Regions from separate parts of the Homo sapiens genome. Here region 2 is linked to region 1. Evidence: read pairs that join two places in POLR2A ChIA-PET (ENCODE). Cell type or tissue: Panc1. All regions are shown on one strand. Links, peaks and the distances in the headings refer to the core of each region. The heading gives the core; the rest is flanking DNA. Region 1 has its middle 120 kb from the start of DCLK2. Region 2 has its middle 68 kb from the start of DCLK2.

The links. ChIA-PET counts read pairs that join two places held together with the same protein. Peaks named below come from ENCODE experiments on the same cell type or tissue, not always from the same donor. Only the 100,000 strongest peaks of a DNase experiment are listed, where the experiment ranks them.
Region 2: POLR2A ChIA-PET joins it to region 1 with 10 read pairs; 2 of 35 experiments call an interaction of 5 or more read pairs at or near these places.

What each region holds. Positions count from the first base shown.
Region 1 is chr4:149,948,256-149,960,363 of GRCh38, forward strand. No RefSeq gene overlaps it. Among named protein-coding and RNA genes, the nearest start is that of DCLK2, 120 kb to the right of the region's middle. In Panc1, for the core only: no CTCF peak of the experiment used is centred there; no DNase peak of the experiment used is centred there.
Region 2 is chr4:150,004,605-150,016,712 of GRCh38, forward strand. No RefSeq gene overlaps it. Among named protein-coding and RNA genes, the nearest start is that of DCLK2, 68 kb to the right of the region's middle. In Panc1, for the core only: CTCF peaks have their summits at 6,098 (motif pointing right) and 6,299; a DNase peak (open chromatin) is centred at 6,117; H3K27ac peaks cover 2,311 bases.

The sequences.
Region 1 (12,108 bases), core at 1,494-9,493:
AAAATATGTGTATTATAATTCTTTTTGGGTTTGCAGAAGCAGAGAAATATATATATACACATACATACATATGCTTGCTTACGTAATGAATATCTTTCTAAACATATATAAGAAACTCATAACAAAGGTTGCCTACAGGGAGGAGAAGCTGGCCAGGAGAGAGGAAGTAAGGGAAATGTACTCTTAGTATTCATGTCTCTGTGCATATTTTTAATGCTGTAATATGTTTATATATTACCTATTCAAATTAATCATTTAATTAGATTTAAATACAATAGAATAAAAATGAATGGCTCACAAAATGAAAAAGATAAAAATTATAGTTTATAATCTCCAATTAAATGTGTCATCCTGGGCTAACATTAATGTTTGAAAAGATATGTAGGCTTTCAATTTCAGGTAACATTCCAGATAAAAAGTTGAAAGATTTCAATTAGATAGCTCTATAAAATGCATTGTTGCAACAACAAACCTAATGTTAAAATAATTTATTTATAATTGAAACTTAAAAAATAATAATTCAAACTTGAAAAAGGGACAATGTTTATTTCACTGTGTAAAAACAACAGTTACAGCAATCCCAAATAGCCTCAGTGTTCTGCCATTAAAAAAAAAAATTAGTATGGAAGGCCAAAGCAGGCAGATTGCTTGATCCTAGAAGTTTGAGACCAGCCTGAGCAACACAGTGAGACCCTGTCTCTACAAAAAAATACAAAAACTAGCCAGGTGTGGTGGCACGCACCTGTAGTCCCAGCTACTCAGGAGGCTGAGGTGGGAAAATGGCTTGATCCTGGGATGCGGAGGTTGCAGTGAGCTGAGATTACACCACTGCACTCCAGCCTGGGTGACAGAATGAGACCCTGTCTCAAAATGAAAAGAAAATAAAATTAGTAAATTCAATGAGAATAGTCTTTGTCTTGTTCCCTGTCATCCCCAGAGGCTGTGACAGAACCAGACACAGTATAAGGGCACAAAAGTATTCTGAGTAAATTAAATATGTAAATTGAATTATATCTAAAAGAAACAATGAAAAACATAATGCTATAATGTATCACTGAAATTCTTTGTAAATTGGGCTTTGTTTTAACAAATATTAATCCAAATTTCTGCTGTTCTGATTTTCACAACGTCTAGGGTCTCACTGACTTTTTACCTGGCACATTTACTGTACTGTTAGCTCTGGAGAACAGACTGCAAGGTTTACAATTTATGGGCAAATTTTCATATTATGGCACTTTCTCTCTCTTCACACACACGCACGTGCACACACACATGCTCACAAGCTTCTCACTTTTACTGTTGTCAGGCTGCTCACTTCTCATACCAGCTGCTCCTCCCGCCTGCTCCCTCCAAACATAATGTAAAGCCTCCATCTGATGCACAGAAGGGACACCAACAAAGATAAGAGTAAGTTTCTGAGGCTGGTTCTATTCTCCATTGAGGCAGAGGGTGTTGAAAGAGTTCAAAAACTAGGTAGCAGGAAGATAATGTGGTTTCAGTCTAGACACGAAAATAGAAACACTGGCACCAATCAAAGTAAAGGAAATTGTCCTTTTAGGAAAGGAATTTTCCTTCTAGATGACATTCAAAATCCCAAATCCCTTGCTAAGAATGAAGGGCATTTAGTGATAAAGATTTAGTCTCTTCTGAGAAAGTCATTGAATTCCTGATAAGAATTTCCATGTCTTGATTTCCAACTAGTGGTGGGGTTTAGTAAGGTCATTTTAGGTGTATTTCTCATCACATAAATTGATTAAAGAATTTGGGCACTCTGAGTTCCTGGAAGAATATCCTGAATGTAGATTTTTTTTTTTAGTAAAACTTTCAAAAGTGGTTCATAATAAATAGTTTCGTTAAGTCTTATAATTGGAGTATGGAATTGAATAACCAACCCATGTATTATTTTTAATTGTCTAATTAAGATGACCTCAGCTGGGCATGGTGGCTTACACCTGTAATCCCAGCATTTGGGGAGGCTGAAGGCAGACGATCATGTGAGGCCAAGTTTGAGGCCAGCCTGGGCAACATAGTGAGACTCTCTCTACAAAAAAATTTATTTTTTAATTAGCCAGGCAGGCTGGAGTGTGCCTGTAGTCCTACCTACTCTGGAGGCTGAGACAGGAGGATCACTTGAGAGCAAGATGAGGCTTCAGTGAGCCATGATTGTGCCACTGCACTCAAGCCTGGGTGACAAAGAGAAATCTTGTCTCCAATATAAATAAATAAATAAGAATAAAAAATTTAAGCTGAGCTTAATTAAAATTATGTTAAAATCTGGTTTTTATTTTTCTTTTTATGAAAGTATAGCTTATTTTTGTTCAATTAAATTTTTTTTAATTTTAATTGGAATGCATCTGCTATGGGAATCTAATCCAGTCAAGTCAGTGACAATGTCACAGGAGCCATTGCTAAGAAGGAAAGCAGCAGGAGTTGGGAGAAATCAGGTCACACAGCAAAAACCAGAGGCAAAAGCCGTGGTGGAGAATCAGGGTGACATGGAGCAAACGTAACAGTCATCTACAAAACAGAAGCCTAGGGCCCAGCCAAACCAAGATAATAATGTGAAAAGGATTAGATGAGATAAAGTGAGTATAAGCAGAGAGGTTTTTGTTCAAGTGCAGCACTGCTGAGGGGAGGAAAAGGAACTACCAATTGTACAGCCAAGCCTGACTCCTGGGAGTTCCATTTGCACCTTATCCAACACATATTAATCGATACTGTTTTCTGTACAAACACTAAGCTGAGTACTGGGGTAAAGAGAACAGTCTCTAACTTCATGGATCTTATATTATGGCAGGGAGCAGGGAGTGGGGAGCAGATCAAATAAATAAATAACCTGATTAGGAAGTAAGCAAATACCACTTTAAGATTATGATAGAGCTATGAAGGAAGCAGGCAGGATGCTGAGAGGCAGAACAGGGAGAGAGGACCTATTTTAGAAAGCACGGTCATGGAAGGCTGAGAAGGAGCCAGGCACAAAGAAAAGTGAAGGAAGAGCTTTTTATACAAAGGGCACAGCAAGTACAAAGATCCAGAGGCAAGAAAAACTCAACCTATTCAAAGAACCGCAAGAGAATCCATGTGGCTGCAAACTGGTTCTCCTGAGGTGGCCCCCAACACCCATCACAACTTATCCCACAGCTCACAACCCTCTTGAAATCATAGCTTTACTGTAGTGTCTAAATTATTCTTCCTCTTTCATTTCTCTTTAGAAATATTGTCTAAATCATACCCTCAAGCTAGTGATAAATAGAAAGAAATTTTCTTCACATTGTTTTTTGTTTTGTGTTCGTATAATGATACAGTTCAAATACAAAAAAAAAAACACTAGGAAATTGTTTAATCAATGAATATGCATTTGTATGTGTGTCTACAAAAGCCTGCCCACATGACTTAGAATCACCGACCCTTCCTTGTTCATGAGGTTACCATGGCACCCATCTTTTCAGAGCACACAGCTTATATCCACATCTAGCTGTGTTGGCCCCGCTAGGTCTCAGTGGGGAGAAGTCTCTTTAGAGAGCTACAGCTAGAGAGAGTCAGTAGGTGATCTAGATCTGATGAGAGAACAAAATATGCAAGATTAAATGAATCATGCAGTCTGAAGTCAATTTCCTGCCTTGTATTTGTTGGTGGTAATGTTAATACAGCATTTTAAAAATAAGTTTTTTATATATGAAAAAGGTTTGATTTTTGGTCCACAAGCTAGTAATACAAAAAAAGTCACATTTCTTTATTTCCTTTCTATAAACCTAAATAAAACTCAATCTCCATCCCAGCAGGTGGTGGGAAATTCAATTTTAATCATTATGGGGTTTTGTTTCTTCCTACTCACTGCCACCTCCAACTCAAGGTCATGCAAAGGTCTCCTTTTAGAGAGGTAAAAATGACATTATCTGAAGGCTCTAGAACCAGACCACCTAGATTTGCATCCTGGTCCTGCCACTTACTAGCGTGAGATGTTGGGTAACTTAATTAACCTCTTTGATGACTAGTGGAGATATGATAGTAACTACTTCATAGAGTTTTTAGACAATAGATGAGTTAATATATATAAGTGTCTTAGAATGATGTCTGGCACTTAGCTGTGCAGCATATATCTATCATCATCATTGTCATCATTTTCACATGATGTGAAATTATCTAAGATATTTCTCCAGCTGCTGGTTCACTCTGGTTATCAAAGAGGCCCAGTCTCCCAACCCAAAGGATTTTCTCATATTTCAAGGTCCTGCTGCTTCTGCCTGGAAGCTCCTAAGCCTCTGAGGTGTTGTCCCCACTCCAGGACAACAACTTGGAATGACCCACAGGCCCCCATCAATATTCCAACTATTTCCCAAGAATCTCTTTGCAAGCATCTCCTCCATTTTCCTCTCTTAGGACCACTGAAAGCTTCCCCTCCCTCTCAGAACACCCAGCAAAATGTCTTCAGTGAGCTTAGACTTCACAACAAAACTCAACTTCAGAAACTAATAGAAGCTCCAAGCAATTTTTGCTGCTGGAAAAAGGCTGGTTACCTGCTGTGTGGGGAGGAGTCAGGGGAATGGAATCGCACAGAGAGAATAAATACAAATCTTTATTTTCCTGTCACACTGATTCTGTCATACTTGCTTAGGCTGACACATGCTCCAAACGACTGTAAATATTGTACAACCAACAGCAGTTTCACAAGTGAAAACGAATCTGTCTTTGGTAATGGCTGATTGTTCCTGCCTGTTTCAGGTGGTGCTCCAGGATAGAAGAGCAAAAGGACTGTGACAGAAAGCACAGGAGCCCTACTAGGTTTCATTTTTAAAAGAAGGAGAGAGGCCGGGCATGGTGGCTCACGCCTATAATCCCAGCAATTTGGGAGGCCAAGGCGGGTGAATCACTTGAGGTCAGGAGTTCAAGACCAGCCCGGCCAACATGCTAAAACCCCATCTCTACCAAAAAATACAAAAATTAGCCAGTCGTGGTCCCAGCTATTTGGGAGACTGAGGCAAAAGAATTGCTTGAACCTGGGAGGCAGAGGTTGCAATAAGCCGAGATCATCACTGCCCTCCAACTTGGGCAACAGAGTGAGACCCCGTCTCAAAATAAAAACAAAAATAAATAAAAGAAAGAGAAAGAGAATTTGGGAAGCCCCAAATGAGTGGGCAGTGTGATTTGCAACCTCCACTTGAATTTGGGGGCCATTAGAGTTTGGAGATTCACCCACATTCAAAACAAATCCTGAAACAACTGCAGTATAAATGAGAAAAGCAAACTAGGACAGGACAGAGACACAGGGACGGGAGTACTTAGCAGGTACAGAGGAGCTGTGACAACGTGAGCTGAGGTTGGGGGACCAGTTAAGGGAGAGGAGAAATAAGTACTGGAGATTCAGGCAGGGAGCCAGAGAGGATGGTTGTCCTTGATGCATTTGGGCAGCAGAGGCAAGCAGAAAGTCCACTTATGGTGGGAGCAGAGCAAGCGAAAGCCCTGAGGGGGAAAGAAGGAGACACAAATCCCAAACAATGACTGGAACCTAGATGGCTCCACCTCGTTCTTTGACACTTTGCTCATCTTTTGTTGACACTCATACTAGAAGCTCACTTTGATTTTTTCCATATGATTATCTCTAGCTTTGTTTCTAACTGTGCTATCTGAGTTGCTTTCCAGGCCCACACTTCTTTCATCTGTTGGGGGAGACAAGGAAGGGAGAATTCTGAGAAGAAAACTTATTTATTCAGTAAGAGGACCACTGACCCTTTTCATGGCTTTTGATCACTTGAATTTGTCAGTCCTTCTCTGAGCCTGGACAGAATTCCAGCTGAGAAGGACATGGGGTTGAAAGAGAGGGGTCACCTGTCCTTTCTCCCCATCCTAGGTGTCTTTACTCCCGATGACCCATTTAAGGCTTGAGGGTGGTGGAGGGGAAAGTCCACGTCTCTGAATGCCTATGCACTAGTTGGGACAGAAGTGACAAGTTTTTCTTTCTAAATAGACGTTCTAAGATGTGACTTTCTACCTCCAGGGTGTCCTTGATGAAGTTCTCACTTTGCCTTGGCTCAAGAGTTCATGAACCCTGTCCTATACTCCTAACAGGAACTGCGTCACCTCCTTTTGGATGGAAAACAACCTCTTGCTCAACTAAAGTGGCTTTCTAAAGGCAGCCAATGCCTTTCTTTTAATTGGCCTTCAAAGTTTCTAAAATAAGTACCACAGGAAACTTTCTTGTTCCTTCCACAGCTATGTGGAGCAGGGTGCTCTGTGGTGTGTGCCCCTGACACCCTCCCCACAGGCAGTCATGTTTAACTGCAGCACACACCTATATATGGGGCTGAGGAAGTTAGCTCTGGGTCCAGTCTCACATAAAGGCAGGTAAAGACTCACAGATGGGAGCCCCACATATACTAGGAGACCCTGATGATTGAATGACAGAGGACCAAGCCTTGTCTATACTCCTTACAGCAACAGCTGGACCTCACTTTGAAACCTGAAAAGTCGTTCAGCTTTAGAACACATTGAGATAAAAGTGGACTTCAGTATCACTGTTTGCTCTTTCTTACCTTGGGAGGTTACTGCCTGAAGTCTCAGTTTCCTCATGTATAAAATTAGCATAATAATAAGACCTATCTCACAGAGCTGGTGTGAGGATTTAATGATATTATATGCATATAGCTTGCAATAAAATGCCTAGCACAGAGGAAGCACTCAACAAATACTCGTCACCTACCTTCACTTTTCTTTTTCTTTTTTTTTTTTTTTTTTTTTTTTTTTTTTTTTAGTGCAGTGGTGCCATCTTGGCTCACTGCAACCTCCGCTTCCCAGGTTCAAGCAATTCTCCCACCTCAGCTTCCTGAGTAGCTGGGACTACAGGCACCTGCCCCCACACCCAGCTGATTTTTGTATTTTTTGTATGCTGGCCAGGCTGGTCTCAAACTCCTGACCTCAAGTGATCCTCCCACCTTGGGCTCCCAAAATGCTGAGATTACAGGAGTGAGCCACCATGTGTGGCCTCACTTTTCCTTTTCTATAAAAAGACCACCATTGTCTATTCTTCCTGACTTAAAAGTTTCATTATAAAAATCACTTTTTTGAGTTTAAGCAAAGGTATAGTCTCAAGAAGACAATAGTTAAATGCCCTTGAATTATTGGGGATGTAAAGGGGGTCGAGGGTTTAACCTTTTTTCAAGAACACATTAGCCTGGATTTGGTTTTATTAAACAAATAATATGTCTACTATTTATCTCATTAACCAATTTCAAGGAAGTAGCAAGAGTGGCATAGGGAGAATGGAGCTTCAGATCTGTACCCTTATATTTTTTTGTGAAGGTGAGGAAAAATCATGAAATGTCTAGAGCTTAGCAGTTACACAGGGAGAACAAGCCTGAGACAGAAATGAGGGAAGGGGTCCTGTGGCCTCTTGCCAAGGGACAAGTATCAAGTCACAAGGAGGAGAGAATAAAGACATGGTTTTCTGAATTTCTATTCTCCCTAGAATCAGCCCTGCATTAGAAAATAAAATAAAATAATGCAGATTATTAATTGTATCAGCAGGTAGGTATTTTAATCCACTCTGCTCAAACATGTCAATAAGAACTTGCAAGCAATACTTCTTGTCTTCTTAAAGTTAACTATATTCTCTTTCAATGACAGGGTTTCTCTAAGACTAAAGAATTCAATTCAACCAGCATCTATCATGCCCCTATTATGTGTCTTCACCCTACAAGTCTCTGAAGTGACAGGGAATAAATCTTGTCTCCACTAAAAGCCAACTCTGAAAGGCCCACTCTGAAAGACAAAACAGGGATTCAGGAGTAGCATGCTAGTCATACAACGTTAGTAATATTAACACAGAATTTATTGTTTCTGTTCCACTTATAGTTGGATTGAGACTATCATAGTGATCAGAGGAAAAATAAGTTCTAGTGATTAACACAGAGGGGGGTGTGTGTGTGTGTGTGTGTTTTACATATTCTTTATTTTCTTACTCTGTTCAAGGCCAAGAGCATTCTCCAAGTAACTGATATCTTCAACAGAAGGTGGTTGATGAGGTAATTGTGCTCTAAAGCCTATAATGCTCTTCAAAAGAAAGATCAATGCTGGGATAATTCCAGCCCAGCCGACAGAAGGGCTATGGAAGACACTGAAGTTTAGGGTGCACAGAGAACTGAAGACAAGCATGAACCACATGAAAGGCTTTAAGAACATGTAACTGATGATCCATGTGATAACAAATGCAGAGGGAAACCTGGGGTATTGTTGATCATGAGGGTCTTGGAAATAGAACAGGGGAGGGAGGACATTCCTGATAAGGGCAGCAACATAACAGAATGCCCATATTTGGAAATAATCATAGGTATTTGGAGACACATATTCAAGAAAAAAAGTGTGCAGAAACTAAATCACTCCACCAGTCAACCTCAAAACCTTCACATTGATCTCTGGTATACTTCTTTGCCATTTAACTCTACTTAGTATGGTTTATTCTTTTTTTATATGGTTGAATCTATATAAATTGAACGGTGTGTCAGTGCTTGTCTTACACTCTTTTGTGTATACTTCTCAATATAGTGGCTTGCAGATACCCATATGGTTGGATTCATAGTTGATGCCCAGGCATTGGAAACTGGATCATCAGCTGCTCACTCGTAGCGCTTTGCTAGTTTCACTCCATCTGTTCTATGTTCTCACCTGACTGTTGATCTGAAAGCTGCACTACTAAGCTTTAAATCATAGGTTTTCAGCCTTTGCTGCATTGGCATCTCCTGAAATCCTGGAGCCTGTTACCCACCCCCAGATATTTTGATAACTGGGTAGGGCATGACTTGGGCATCAGGATTTCTAAAAGCTCCTAAAGTGATTCCAATGTGCTTTAGAAGCAGAAATGAAACAAGAACAGGAAGGCCAATGGGGAAAAGATGAGTCCAGAAAGTTGTCTTAGCTATTTTAAAGTCATTTATCACAGTGTTATTGGTCATATTAAAATGGCAACATTTAAGTAAGCATATGAATAGAAATGTCTTTGCTTGAAGAACTAAGAGAAAATTATTATGTAATTTTAGGTCATTACTATTATCGGGTATTATTAATAAGTACAACTAATTGTAACCTTTGGATTAGATGAAACACATAAGATACAATTATTATAATTAAACTATTTGAATATAGAGTACATTGTGTTAATAGCTTGAGCAATTTTAATGAAGTATATATGGAAATTTCAAAGCATGAACTCTGTATACATGTCACAAATATTTCAGGAAAGATGTCCCTTATCATACCAACTAAGGCAAAATATCTATATATTGTGCTCCACACTGAATAACTTGTCTTACATTCCTAATAACCATAATAACAATAGTTATCACTTATGGAAGCATGGTAGTAAGCACTTTGGGGTTATTAATGTCAGCTTCATGACAATCCTTAATGCAGGCATTGTTTTCTCCTTTTGATGAGGGAATTAATATGATGAAGCCAATACGGTCAGGGTGGTAAATTTGAACCAATGACTGTGGGACTCTAAAACGTATGTTCTTGTGTACCACACTAAATTTTGAACATAACAAGCAAGCAAATTTGAACCAGTTCAAATTTTTGTATTTTAGTGTTTATTAACAAAACTACTCCCAATCTTAGAACATAATTTCAATTACAACCTAACCTTTTCATCTGGTTGTACATAACCCCCTGCACTTTTCTTACACTCTGTTCAAACTATATCAATCTTTCTTTCCTGGATAATTCAATGATATTTTTCTCTCCCATTGCCTTAGTCCATGCAATTACTCTGCCTAAAATGCCCTTCCAAGTCTTGTGCATCTTATCATTTTCCTCATCCTTTCATATCCATCTCAGATGTTACCCCTTCTATACGTCTTCCTTGATCCTTTGGTTTCAATCTGTCCCTCCTTGAAATTTTCCTAGAACTATCTTGTTTTTAGCACCTGTATTGTACCTACTTGCATTACAATTATTTCTTTACTTATCTTATTCTCTCTAAATTATGAACACTTGACCATAGAAACTCTTACTTTTTGTCTTCATATTTCCCTCAGGGCCAAAAGAAGAGGTTCTCAACATGTGGAGCAGCATCACCTAGCAACTTATTAGAAATGCAAAATCTCACACCACACTCCAGATCTACTGAATCAAAAACTGCAGGGCAGGGCTCAGCAGTCGTGGTTTGTTTTTGCTTTTTGGTTTTTTTTTTAAACTTTTTGTTTTGAAATAATTAAGGATTCACAGGAAAGTGCAAAGAAATGGACAGAGAGATTCCATTTGCCCTTCATCCAGCTTCCCCTCCATGTTAACATCCTGAATGAGTATATAAAGCAATTTCAAAACCAAGAAATTTATATTGGTACAATCCATAGAACTTATTCAGAGATATCACCATTTGTGTGTGTGTGTGTGTGTCACATGAGCAAATTTATCACAAGTGTAGATTTATGTAACCACCACCACAACCAACATATTTAACTAGGCCACACACAGTGGCTCACACCTATAATCCCAGCATTTTGGGAGGCCAAGGTGGGAGGATCACTTGAGCCCAGGAGTTTGAGACCAGCCTGGGCAACATGCAAAACCTTGTCTCAACAAAAAAATACAAAAATTAGCCAGGTGTGGTGGCACACACCTGTGGTCCCAGCTACTCGGGAGGCCAAGGTGAGAAGATTCCTTGAGCTGGGAGGTCAAAGCTGAAGTGAGCTGTGATCACACCACTGTACTCCAGCCTGGGCAACAGAGCCAGACTCTGTCTCAAATATGTGTGTATATATATATGTGTGTGTGTGTGTGTGTGTGTGTGTGTGTGTGTGTTTGTGTGTGTGTGTGTGTATATATATATATACGTACGTATATTTAACCATACCATCACAAGATCCCCTGCGGCACCCCTTTATAGCTATACCCATCCTGAACTCCTGGAAATTACTAATATGTTCCCTATATTATTTCATGAGTGAAATCATGCAGTATGTATACTTTTTCATGTAGTGTATGTGCTTTTTTTCACTTAGCATAAATTCCTTGAGGTTCATTCAAGTTGTGTGTACCAACAGTCCATTCATTTCTACTTTTAATAGTAGTCTGTGGTGCTATGGTCTGAGTGTTTGTGTCCTCCCATAATTTCATATCTTGAAACCTAATTCCCAATGCCACAGTATTAAGAGATAGGACCTATGAGAATAATGAATTAGGTCATGAAGTTCCAACCTCATGAATGTGATTAGTGTCCTTATAAAGGCTTCTGGAGGGAGTTAGTTCACCCTTCCTACCTACCATCTGAGGATGCAGGTAGAAGGTATCATATGAAGCAGAGAGCAAGCCCTGACCAGACACTGAATCTGCCGGCAACTTGATCTTGGGTTTCCCAGCCTCCAGAGCTATGAGCAACACATTTCTGTTGTTTACAAATTACACAGTCTACAGTATTTTGTTACAGCAGATCAAACTAAGACACATGATATGGACATACAGCAGGTCATTTGACCATTCATCTATTGAAGGATAGTTTAGGTTGTTTCTAATTTGGAGCTCTTAAGAACAAAGCTGCTAAAAACATTCATAGAAAAGTTTGTGTACAAATAGGTTTTTATTTCTCTGGGGTATATTCCTGAGAATGTAATTCCTGAATCATTAAAAAGGGGTATGTCCATTTTTAACTGTAAAAGAAACTACCAAACTATTTTCCAGGGTGGCTGTACCATTTTACATTCTGACCAGCAATACATGAGTGATCTAGTTTCTCCACATTCACATCAGCCAGTGGCATTTATCACTACTTTTTACTTTTAGCTTTTAGCTGTTCTGATAGGAGTGGAATGATATCTCATTGCAGTTTTAATTTGAATTTCTCTAATGCCTAATGATATTGAGCATCTTCTCATCTGTTTAGTTGCCATTTGTATATCCTCTTCTGTGAAACGTCTGTGTATGTTATTAGCCCATTTTCTGGTTGGATTGTTTGCTTTTTTTACTGTTGAACTTTAAAGCTTTATTTATATATTCTACATACAAGACCTTTGTTAACTATGTGCCTTGAAAATATTTCCTCCCCATCCGTAATTTATGTTTGATCCTTTTAACAGGGTCTTAAGCAGAACAAAAGTTTTTTAATTTTGATGAAGTTCAGTT
Region 2 (12,108 bases), core at 2,042-10,041, 57 kb after region 1:
TCCAGACGCAGGGAAAATGCAGAACAGGACTATCAGTCTTCTTTGTTCAAAACAGATGACTCTGTAAGTATTTGCCTAGTTAAAAATAACAGCATTCCTTCCCCAAGTCATCAGCTGGACAGTCTAGCCTGCTCATATTTTTTTAACCCAGTCAGGGGAATACAGGTCAAAAGGCTATGTACTCTGAATTAAATTTTTTTCACAATAGGTTACACCAAAAAATTTGTCTACCTTTGATATTTTTCTTTAATGATTTTCCTTACTTCTCATTGTGGAAAACGTAACAAATTTACCTTAAATGGTTACAAAATACATCACTTTTACAAATTTTTCTTATTGTTAACAGAAAAGCTAACTAGTTTTCACCAAATTGTTATTCAGCTTTCTTTATGATAGTTTCTACTGATTTCAATAACAACAATCTTGTTTAACGAATTCAATCTTTTCACGGCTGTTTGCAAAAACTGTTAATTAACAATTAGTGTGTTGTTTCATTTACATAATACCCATTGTAAAATGGGCATGTCCTTTTATTTGATTCAGATAGAAACTTATCACATTATCACTTTTTTTCATTCTCTCCTGCCTACTCTTTATCCCATCTCAAGAATTTCATTTGAGTAAATAAATATATTTGGCATTTTAGGATAATGTATCAGTGGAATATCCCAGACTCCTACCTCTGTCCCATTAATCCATGCTCCCCTATAAGCACCAAAAACAAAAGAGAGAGAAACCAAAAAAGTTACATGAATTTGTAAAATAAATGTCAAAGCTCTTTCTTTTAAAATTCAGATATAATTTATTACTATTATAAAAGAGTGATAGTGAAAGAGTAGTTGGTAGCATGTTTTTGGCTATTAAAGCATTGTAAGTATGGAGGAGATATTTATATTGTAGCTGAGAAGTTTTCAGAGTCATCAAGAAGCCTGCATGTGGTGTTTTATATTTTAATAATTCATTAGATATTCTGATTTAATCAGATGTTAAGCTTACCCAACAGTACTTTACAGAGCTCTGGAAAAAAAAATACGTTGCTACACAATCCACAGCCCTATGGGGTTCCTATTACTTTCCATCTTAATGCCCAGGAGCTGCGATTCAAAAAGCAGCACTGGATGATATATGTCAATGTGGTTCCTGATCCCACAGATAAAGATTATGTGGTTGGTGCTGCATGTAAATAATCAGCACTGTTGATTGTGATCTTGACAATTTTGCACAGTTTGGGTCCTGGCTACCTGAGATCATCTTTCTCCCCCGGGTGCTTCACAATAGCCACAAAGGGCAATGGAAGGCTATAAACTTGGTCAAAGACACATGGAGCCACAGGGTGCTTTGAGGGTCACTGAAGGGCAAGTATGCTTTGTGCACCATTTGTACCCCCTCCTCTGTGATCACTGGTGGTGAACTGGGGCAAACTTCCTCTAATGATTCCCCAAAGGAGGATTTTTTTTCCATCAAGTTCATGCCCTTGACCTTCAGATCAGGCAATGAAATCAGAAATGTTCAATAGCAGCAAGGCTAGGAACATTTATGCTGCTCTAAATAGCCACAACATAGCATCTATCGTATGATTTCTGAGCTAATATTGCTAATATAGAATTTTTAAATTAACTTATTCACTCAATAAATTTTTAATTAGGACATAGAGGTGAGATGACCCTCCATCCAAGCAAGAACACAAGTCAGGCTTTCAACTTTCAATAGAAGGTTAAACTGGCCTAGTGCATTCTGATATCTGAACCATGTGAGTCTCCTTTCAAGCAGTAATGCCAGATATTTGCACTCTAGGATTTTTGCCAGAATTTAATTTGAACAGACTGCTCCATGGATTCTGTCAAAATACAACAGGGAGAAGCGATTTTTGAGCACGATGGTTTATCCATTCCTCTCTTTAGGTATTCTAAACTGTCTTCTTTATCAAAATAGATCTCCAGAAAGCTATTTACTTGGACTACATAGACTTAAACCACTGAAGACCTATCTTCACTGAATTTACATTTTATTGTTATGCATTTAGCAATTCCTTTAAGAAATATCTACCTGAGAAACATTCCTGCAACCTTATATTGTGGAATGAGGAATTGAAAGTATTAGAAATTAAAGGGAGTTCAGAGACCTTTATTTCAGGATCAGCAATATCCTCAAGCTGCCTGGGTAATATCTTTAAAATTCAGCTCTCAGATTAATAAGAGAACAAAGTACCTACATTAAGTAATGATTAAAGTAAATGAGGTAACATAGAGTTCTGACACAAAGTAGATGCTTAAAAGAGTTGAATCTACATTTTGTATGAAATCTGTTGCTACTATGTTATTCTCAGTTCTTCAAATAAGAAACCAACACCAAGAAAATATTTGTTTTGTTTTTTTTAAGAATCATTACACTTCTTTCTTAAAAATAAAGAGAAGTGTCCACATTATGTATTTTTAGACTTGGCTGACAGGGTATAGCTAAATTTTTTTTTTTTTTTTTAGAAGGAATCTCACTTCTTCTCCCAGGCTGGAGTGCAGTGGCATGATCTTGGCTCACTGCAACCTCTGCCTCCCAGGGTCAAGCAATTCTCCTGCCTCAGCCTCTCCAGCAGCTGGGATTACAGGCATGTGCCACCATACTCAGCTAATTTTTGTATTTTTAGTAGAGATGGGTTCCATCCTGTTGGCCAGGCTGGTCTCGATCTCCTGACCTCAGGTAATCCACCCACCTCAGCCTCCCAAAGTGCTGAGATTACAGGCGTGAGCCACCGTGCCCAACCGGTATAGCTAAAGTTAATACTTTAACAATGATATTTACCTTGTTGTTTTCCATTGTTCCACATGGTCTTTTAAATTTCTATTTCTTATTTCATCACCCTATCATGGCTTTAAAGGTTCAGGAAATATTCAGCTAGATTTAAATCAGCTCCCTCTGTCTTTTCCCACAGTGGCTTTTCTATATCTTCATCACTGTCCCCAAGACAACACTATGCTCTACACCACTCAAAAAAATGGCCATAAATCTGTACTCGATTCTTAGGGCTGCTATAACAAGGTAGCTTAAACTGGATGGCTTAAAACAACAGAATTTTATTGTCTCATGGTTCTAGAGGCTGGAAGTCTGAGAACAAGATAGCCACAGGCATGCTCCCTGAGAGACTGTGTGGAATCCTGTCTCACCTCTTCCTAGTTCCTGGTGGTGGCCGTCAATCCTTGGCATTCCTTGGCTTCCAGCTGCATGACTCCAGTCCCTGCCTCTATCATCACATGGCATTTTCCTCTTTTTATAAGGTTGTATTGGATTAGGTCCCACCGAAATGACCTTATGAAGTTACACCTAGACCCTATGTCTAAATTAGGTCACATTCATAGTTACCAGAAGTTTAGACTTTTATCAAATCTTTTTGGGGAACACAATTCAATCCATAACAGCTTCCCACTTCTAGGAGAAAACTGAGCCCAAGTATTAATTGCTTCCAAATGTCTTCATAATATGTTCACAATTATCCATTGTGACCCTAATTCTTATGCACTTCCCTGAGCATCAGGAGGCAGCTCTCTCCTCTTTCCCAGGGCTGCACCTTCCAGCTGACCTCTACGTTCCCCCCCCTCCCTGCTTCTCCAGTTACCCCTCACTCCATCTCTCTCAGAACTTCACTTCTCTTCCTTTTGAATTCCTTTACTCTAGAATAGATTCAAGTCTTCCCCATCTATTTAAAAAAAAAAAAACCTTTATTTTGAATTTATTTGCTATTTTGAATCTACTTTTGCTATTATTAAGTTGTTCTCCTTCCCTTTGGAATCCAAACTTATAGAAAACTTATGGGACCAAAACATACAGAACTCTCCATTTCTGCATTCTTGCTACACGTCCATTCCACAAGGAATCATTGAGTGAAAAGGCACTGCTTGACCCTGACACTGGAGCCACAGAGGTGAGGCGGGTGACACAGCTCCTGATTTCAAGAAGAGAAAACAGATATTAGACAATACCTTCGCTTCTCAGTAGAAAAGAAGCTCCAGAGCTGTGAGAGTGCATAAGAAGACAAGACTAGACTGGGAAATTGGAGGATTCCCTGCAGACGATGTGACATAAACTAATAGGCAAAGAGTTCCTAAGTATTAACTACACAAAGGGGAAGTGGGGAAAATGTTCCAAGCTAAATGATTAATGGATGGGAAGTCCCTGAAGTAGAAGGAAATGTGTTTTCAAGGAACTGGAAGAGGGCTGGTGTGACTTTACTGTAGAGACTCAGGGGGAAATGGTACAAAATGATGTTTGTGGGACACCCAGTGAGCCACACTGAGGATTTGTTCTTTACTTTTAGGGTGGTAGGAAAATGACTTTAAGCAGGGATGGGACCTGATCACACTGCTTTTAAAAGGATCTCCTGGCTGGGCGCAGTGGCTCATGCCTGTAATCCCAACACTTGAGGAGGCCGAGGTGAGTGGATCACTTGAGGTCAGGAGTTTAAGACCAGGCTGACCAACATGGTGAAACCCTGTCTCTACTAAAAATACAAAATTAGCCAGGCGTGGTGGCATGTGCCTGGAATCTCAGCTACTTGGGAGGCTGCGGCAGGAGGATCACTTGAATTCAGGAGGCGAAGGTTGCAGTGAGCCAGGATTGTACCATTGTATTCTGGGCTGGGCGACAAGAATGAAACTCTGTGTGGAAAAAAAAAAAAAAAAAGATCTCTCTGGCCGTTAAGTAGAGAATAAATTAGGAGAGAGGAGGACAGATGGGAAAGAACAGTTAAGACACTGTTATAGGAGTCCAGCAGAGAGACTCTATAACTGCATTCTAGGGATGACAGTGGAAATAGAGTCCTGGGCATGTTGAAGACATATTAAGAAGATAGAATCAATGTGACTTAGTAATTGGTTAGCTATCTGGGGTGAAGGATAACCACATGTCCAGCCTGACCCCCAGGTTTCTGGCTTGACAGTTGGATAAATGACAGTGTCATCCCCAAGACAGGAAACACTGATTTCAGTGGTAGGGTGTCAGAATCAGAAAAGCGATGAGTTCCAATTAGAATATGTTGACTTGAGGTAGCCATGAGATCAAGTGGAATTGCTAAGCAGGCAATCCTCAACTTTAGCAAAACTGCTTAATCCTGCCAATAACCGGCCATTTGCTGAGTGTAATATTCAGCTCATTTGAACTCTGCAGCATTTGACACTATTAGTCATTCCTTTCTTGAAGCAAGAGCTCTTAATCTTTGATTTCTATTTAAAACAGTGTTCTCCTCCAGTTCTCTTCCTTCTCTGGCTTGTCTTCCTCTGCCTAACCTTAAAAGATCTGACTTTCAAATAGGACCTGAAATGAATAAACCTCAATTCTCCAGTCCCAACATCCCTCAAGACATACATATGAGATTCCTCTACTTAGATTTTCCACAGGTAGCTCAGATTCAATAAGCCCAGCCCAAATTAATGTCTACCTCTCCTCTCTCACCAAATTATTTCTTCTCCCGAATATGCTTCCTCATTTTATAGCGTCACAAGACAAACGAGGAGGATGAGGAGTCATCAGGCACTCCCTCACCACCAAAATTCAATCTAATTCTTATATTAAATAATTCTACCCAGGGAAGTCCCTGCCCCACTCCTTCACCACCTGTTCTCTCACTTCTTGCATGGGCTATGGCAATCCTGGTCTAACAGAAGGACTGGTGACCTTTTTCTGTAAAGGGTCAGACAGCAAACATTTTAGGCTTTGAGAGCCATCCTGTTCCTGTGATTATTCAACTCCCCGGTTGCAGAGCTAAAGCAGTAATGGACAGGGAATGGGCATGGCTGTAATCCAACAACAAGACTTAATATATAGACATAGAGATTGAATTTCATATAATTTTTACATGGCATGAAATAGTTTTCTTCTTTTTTAATCCCCCCACTTAAAAATGCAAGCACCGTTCTTAGTTCACAGGCTGTACCACAACAGACAGCAGGCAAGGTTTGTCCTTCAGGTCATCGTTTACTAAACCCTAGTCTAACGGCGCTCTCTCCCTCCACATGGCAGCCAGAGAGCAAGTCTGAAGTATGGAACTCACCTTCTAAAAAACCTGACTCCTTCCTTTGTGAATACACTTATGAGACCGAAACACACATCTCTTCCACCAGGTGGCCCCAAACTTATTTTCTAAATTCATTCCGTACTACCTTTCTCCCTGCATACAATGTTCCCAGACTCCAAGCATTCTAAACTGCTGGCTGTTCCCTGAGCGCTCATGCTCTGTGCCTTTTTAGTTGGCTCCAAGCTCATTCACATTAGACCCAAGCTAACCTAGTCTGGTGCTTTTTGGTAGCTAATGATAGCCCCAGAAAACATTTGAAGTAGGTGAGAGTTACCTACTACCCCACAACCTGGCTTCTTGGTTATAATTAAAGTAAGACTCATACCAAATTCTTCCACAACAGACATTAATTAGCAAGCAGACATAAGAGTGAAACAGCATATTTAACTTGAACTTCAGTGCAGTTTGAGATTTTGTCCATAATACCTCACCAGAGGCATGTGAAACAACATTCTGGTAGCAGGATTCAGCTAACTGAATATATTGTGTATACTGAATATACTGTATTTACTCCAATTCTGGCAACCAAGAATCAGAGAATAAGCCCTTACACCCAGAACTGATTGAGGGTTACATCTGATATGCCATTCTTAAGAGTAAGAGACAGAGACCTTGCTAAATTTCTATACCTAATCATGCAAGATAGGAGTGTCTCAAAAATATATTCACCAAACTACATACCTTGAACACCACTAATATAACTACTGAAAGCCCATTTCTAATATCTTGAATGGCTAATTAGTGACTAATTAGCTAGCCACTAATTTCACCAATGAAAGTCGATATAACTAGCATGAAACTAATAATATACATGTATTTTAAGCCTATAGTAATGAAGAGAGATTAAAAATAGCTAAAGCTTTTTCTCTATACCCTTAGAGTATAGGCTTGTGACTAAATGGCAGTGTACATGCCCCTTAGGTGTGCATAATCCAAATTAGGGGTCACCAGTTGACCCCTAAAGTATAGGTTTTTTGTTTTTGTTTTTGTTTTGAGATGGAGTCTCACTTTGTCACCCAGGCTAGAGTGCAGTGGCACCATCTCGGCTCACTGCAACCTCCGCCTCCCGGGTTCAAGCAATTCTGCCTCAGCCTCCCGAGTAGCTGGGATTACAGGTGTGCACCACTGTGCCTGGCTAATTTTTGTATTTTTAGTAGAGATGGGGTTTCGCCATGTTTGCCAGGCTGGTCTTGAACTCCTGACCTCAGGTAATCCACCCGCCTCCACCTCCCAAAGTGCTGGGATTACAGGCGTGAGCCAGCATGTCAAGCCTATAGTTTTAAATATTATACTCTTCTCTTACATAACATGTGACATTTCCACCACCTGAATGTTCTTCTCCTTCTTCTTTACCTAGAGAAAGTCTATTACCTTTGTGTGTGTGTATGTGTGTGTTTGCATGTGTGTTGATTAGTACATTTTTAAAAATTTAATCATCTTTTAAGACCCAGTTAAAAGTTGCCTATTATTTTAATAAATTCCCAACAACTTCTGTACATTACTTGCGGCCTAAGAGTAATAAACTTATTTTTAACCATTTCATAGATAAAGAAACTGAGGCTCAGGAAGTTTAAGTGGTTACCCCAGGTTAGGTGACAGAGCCAGAATTTAAACCCAGGATGGTCATACTAGATCCTATTAGTGAACTTATGGGGAAATGCTGAACAAAACAAAAAAGACCTAATAAGTTCAATTTAAGACCTACCTTAAGAAACCGTGCTATACTTTGTATGACTATTTACTTGAGGATGATTAAACTGGGATAAAATATAAAGAATAATAAAAGTGTCTGACATGCCTACCTCAAAGCTATTCGGTTTTATTCCATAGGTTTGAGATGAAACTCGCAGTATTTTGTGTATTTTTAATTAGGTATATACCAAAATTCAGTAAAGCCCTTTTCCTGCAATAATCAAAAGACTCTGGTCTCTTACTACTTAAAATTAATACATTGATGACTTATATTAAGTAGCCTGGCATATATTGGGTACTTGATAAATATTTATTACATAGATGAGCTACATTGGTTTACCATCCATTTTAAAATCTGACTCAAAGCCAGGCTACCAGATGTAGATTCTAGCCAATGCTCAAGGAAATAATGTCTTGATATACATCTTATCATATTACTAGGGTAATGTGAAGATTCCCTCTTAGATACACTTAGTCAACAGTTATTGAACCCTCATAGGCACTGAGAAACAATGTAATTTTCCCACACAAGGCATCTATTTGGAGCATATAACTTATACATTTGGTTATTTAGATTTCTCAGGCACGCCATCCACATTCAGTGTAAGATAGAGGTGATCTGAAAAACCTACCATCATCTATTTAGTCATCTGGACAAAGTGAGTCAGGGGAGTTATAAAATGTCAGAATTCCCAGCCAGTATAGTAAAGCACAATCCAAGTTCACTTATGGCAAAAGGATTAGGACATCAGCATTTAAAGTAATTCTCTCCAGCTCATAAATAAGCTCAAGGATGTATGCACTTAACAAAAGACTCCAGAGCTCCTTACGCAGTGACCTAATGTAGGGCATGGGATTATCCTTATAAAAGGATCACCAAAGAGGCATGTGATAAATACAAAATTAAAAGCGTGAATACAGAAGTGATTGTAGAACTTCTTGGCCCTGCTGATAACAGCAAGGATTTCTTTGTTGGCCTTATGTTCTATGGATGACACTGGTTTTGATTAGGAAGCAATTGAGAACTCAATGCCTCTCACATTTTGTGCCTTAGTACTTCTCTATCTCTGCTGGGAGAGCAGCAGTAATAAGAAACAGGTTCATGCTCATCATAATGTACCATTTCTGACTCAGAAATGAATACTAACTTGAGACTATGAACAATGCTCTTCTACTGGAAGCCCAACACCACAGAGGGTCTTTCTAGAACGTGTGACAAAAATGACACATTTTGAAGAAGAAGAAAAAAATGTTAGAAACCAAATAATCCTAGAAGCTTGGAAGCGTTTCTTTTTTTACAAAGAACATCATGGGTTTTCCATGTTCTATCTTCAGTAGGATGATGACCAGGGTCATTTTTATAGTTGCCTAAGAAATATATTTTTCCTCTATCACTATATTGAAATAAAAACTTTCTGTAAGTTCACTTTCTGCTATTACCATGTTAATATCACAAACAACATTAGATATAATTCTTGGAATTCTAGAAACTGTAATCTGATTTTTTAACAAATAGGATATTCCAGGCACTATGGAAATTTCTGATACTTGACTCCAAAAGCTCCTTAATAAACAACTTGTTAACTTCAGTGTCAATGTTGAGGGGAAACTGTTGATAAGCTATTAAGGTTAAGTTTTGCAAGGGCTTCCACCTTAAGAGAGAAAAAATAATCAGAATTTCATTGAGAGTAGCCTCTATGCAGAGGTACTACTTAAGTGCCTTATTCAATTACAGTCTCAGTTCATGTGACTTTGGTACAAGCATAGTTGATATAGCACCCCCAGGCTTGTGAAAGTGAATTGAAAACATATGTCCAGATGTTGGGGATATTATCTTGTACATGATACTTAACTTTTCTATACCTCAGTTTCTTTAACTATAAAAACAGGGGTAATAATAGCACTACAACTTAGAGCTAGTGTGAGAAATAAATTAACTGATCCCTGCAAAGTGCTTGGAAGAGTTCCTGGCACATAATAAATGTATCACTTTTTAAAACATTTTTTTTCCGACTTTCAAGTGAAGTCCCTCTAATTCTTGAGAGAAACTGCTTTTAAGTTTCTCATTCTCGGAAAACATGCTGACAACTTCATGTCATTAAAGATATCCTCAAAACCGAAATACATGAAGTATTAGCCTGTGTTCACACTGCTACAAAGAACTGCCTGAGACTGGGTAATTTATAAAGAAAAGAGGTTTAATTGACTCATAGTTCCCCATGGCTGGGAGGCCTCAGGAAACTTACAATCATGGCGGAAGGCGAACGGGAAGCAAAGACCTTCTTCGTATTGTGGCTGGAAAGAGAGAGCTAGCAAGAACGGGGAAAACTGTCTCATAAAACCGTCAGATCTCTTGAGAACTCACTCACTATCACGAGAACAGCATGGCAGAAACTGTTCCCATGATCCAGTCACCTCCCACCAGGTCTCTCCCTCAACACCTGGGGATTACAATTCAGGATGAGATTTGGGTTGGGGACACAGCCAAACCATATCATTCCATCCCTGGCCCCTCCCAAATCTCATGTCCTTTATACATTTCAAAACACAATCATGCCTTCCCAACCATCCCCCAAAGTCTTAACTCATTCCAGCATTAACCCAAAAGTTCGAGTCCAAAGTTGCATCTGAGACAAAGCAAGTCCCTCCCACCTAGGAGCCTGTAATATCAAAAGCAAGTTAGTTACTTCTAAGACACAATGGGGTTTGCGGGCATTGGATAAATGTGCTCATTCCAAATGGGAGGAATTGGCCAAAACAAAGGGGCTACAGCCCCCATGTAAGTCCAAAATCCAGCTGGGCAGTCATTAAATCTTAGAGCTCCAAAGAGCTCTTACTCTCCTTTGACTCCATGTCTCACATCAAGGGCACACTGATGCAAAGGGCTGGCTTCCACAGCCTTGGGCAGCTCCACCCCTGTGGCTTTGAAGGTAACAACCCCACACCCCTTCCCTGGCCACTTTCACAGCTGGCAAGTGTCTGCGGCCTTTCCAGGCACACAGTGCAAGCTGTCAGTGGATCTACCATTCTGGGGTCTGGAAGACAGTGACCCTCTTCTCACAGCTCCATGAGGCAGTGTCCCAGTAGAGACTCTGTGTGGGAGCTCCACCCCACATTTCCCTTTGGCCCTGCCCTAGCAGGGGTTCTCCATGAGGGTCCTGCCCCTGCAGCAGACCTCTGCCGGGACATCCGGGCATTTCCATACATCCTCTGAAATCTAGGTGGAGGTTCCCAAATCTCAGGTCTTCTCTTCTGCACACCCACAGGCACAACACCACATGGAAGCTAACAAGACTTGGGGCTTGCACCCTCTGAAGTAATGGCCTGAGCTGTACGTTGGCCCCTTTTAGCCATGGCTGAGATGCCAGGCACCAAGTCTCAAGACTGCACAAAGCAGCAAGTCCCTGGGCCAAGCCCACAAAAACCATTTTTTCCTCATAGGCCTCCAGGCCTCTGAGGGGCAACCATGGGAGAGGCAACCATGAAGGCCTCTGACATGCCCTGGAGATATTTTCCCCATTGTCTTGGAGATTAACATTTGGCTCCTCATTACTTATGCAAATTTCTGCAGCTGGCTTGAATTTCTCCCCTGAAATAGAGTTTTTCTTTTCTACCACATTGTCAAGCTGCAAATTTTCCAAACTTTTATTCTCTGCTTCCCTTTTAAACATAGGTTTCAATTTCAGATCATCTCTCTTAAGTTCAAAGTTCCACAGATCTCTAGAGCAGGGGCAAAATGCCACCAATCTCTCTGCTAAGGCATACAATGAGTGACCTTTGCTCCAGTTCCAAATGAGTCCCTCATCTCCATCTGAGATCACCCCAGCCTGGACTTCATTGTCCATATCACTATCAACATTTTGGTCAAAGCCATTCAACAAGTCTCTAGGAAGTTCCAAACTTTCCTACATCTTCCTGTCTTCTTCTGAGACCTCTGAGACCTTCAAACTGTTCCAACCTCTGCCTGTTACTCAGTTTCAAAGTTGCTTCCACATTTTGGGTATCTTTATAGCAGTACCCCACTCTGTGTGGTACCAATTATTGTATTAATCTGTTTTTACACCGCTGTAAAGAACTGCTGGAGCCTGGGTAATTTATAAAAGAAAGAGGTTTAATTGACTCACAGTTCCTCATGGCTGGGGAGGCCTCAAGAAACTTACAATCATGGCAGAAGGCAAAGGGGAAGCAAAGACCTTCTTCCCATGCACAGGAAAGTGAGAGCTAGCAAGAGCAGGATGCATTAGTTCCTTTTCACGCTGCTGATAAAGACATACCCGAGACTGGACAATTTACAAAATAAAGAGGTTAATTTGGACTTATAGGCTGGGGAAGCCTCATAATCATGGCAGAAGGCA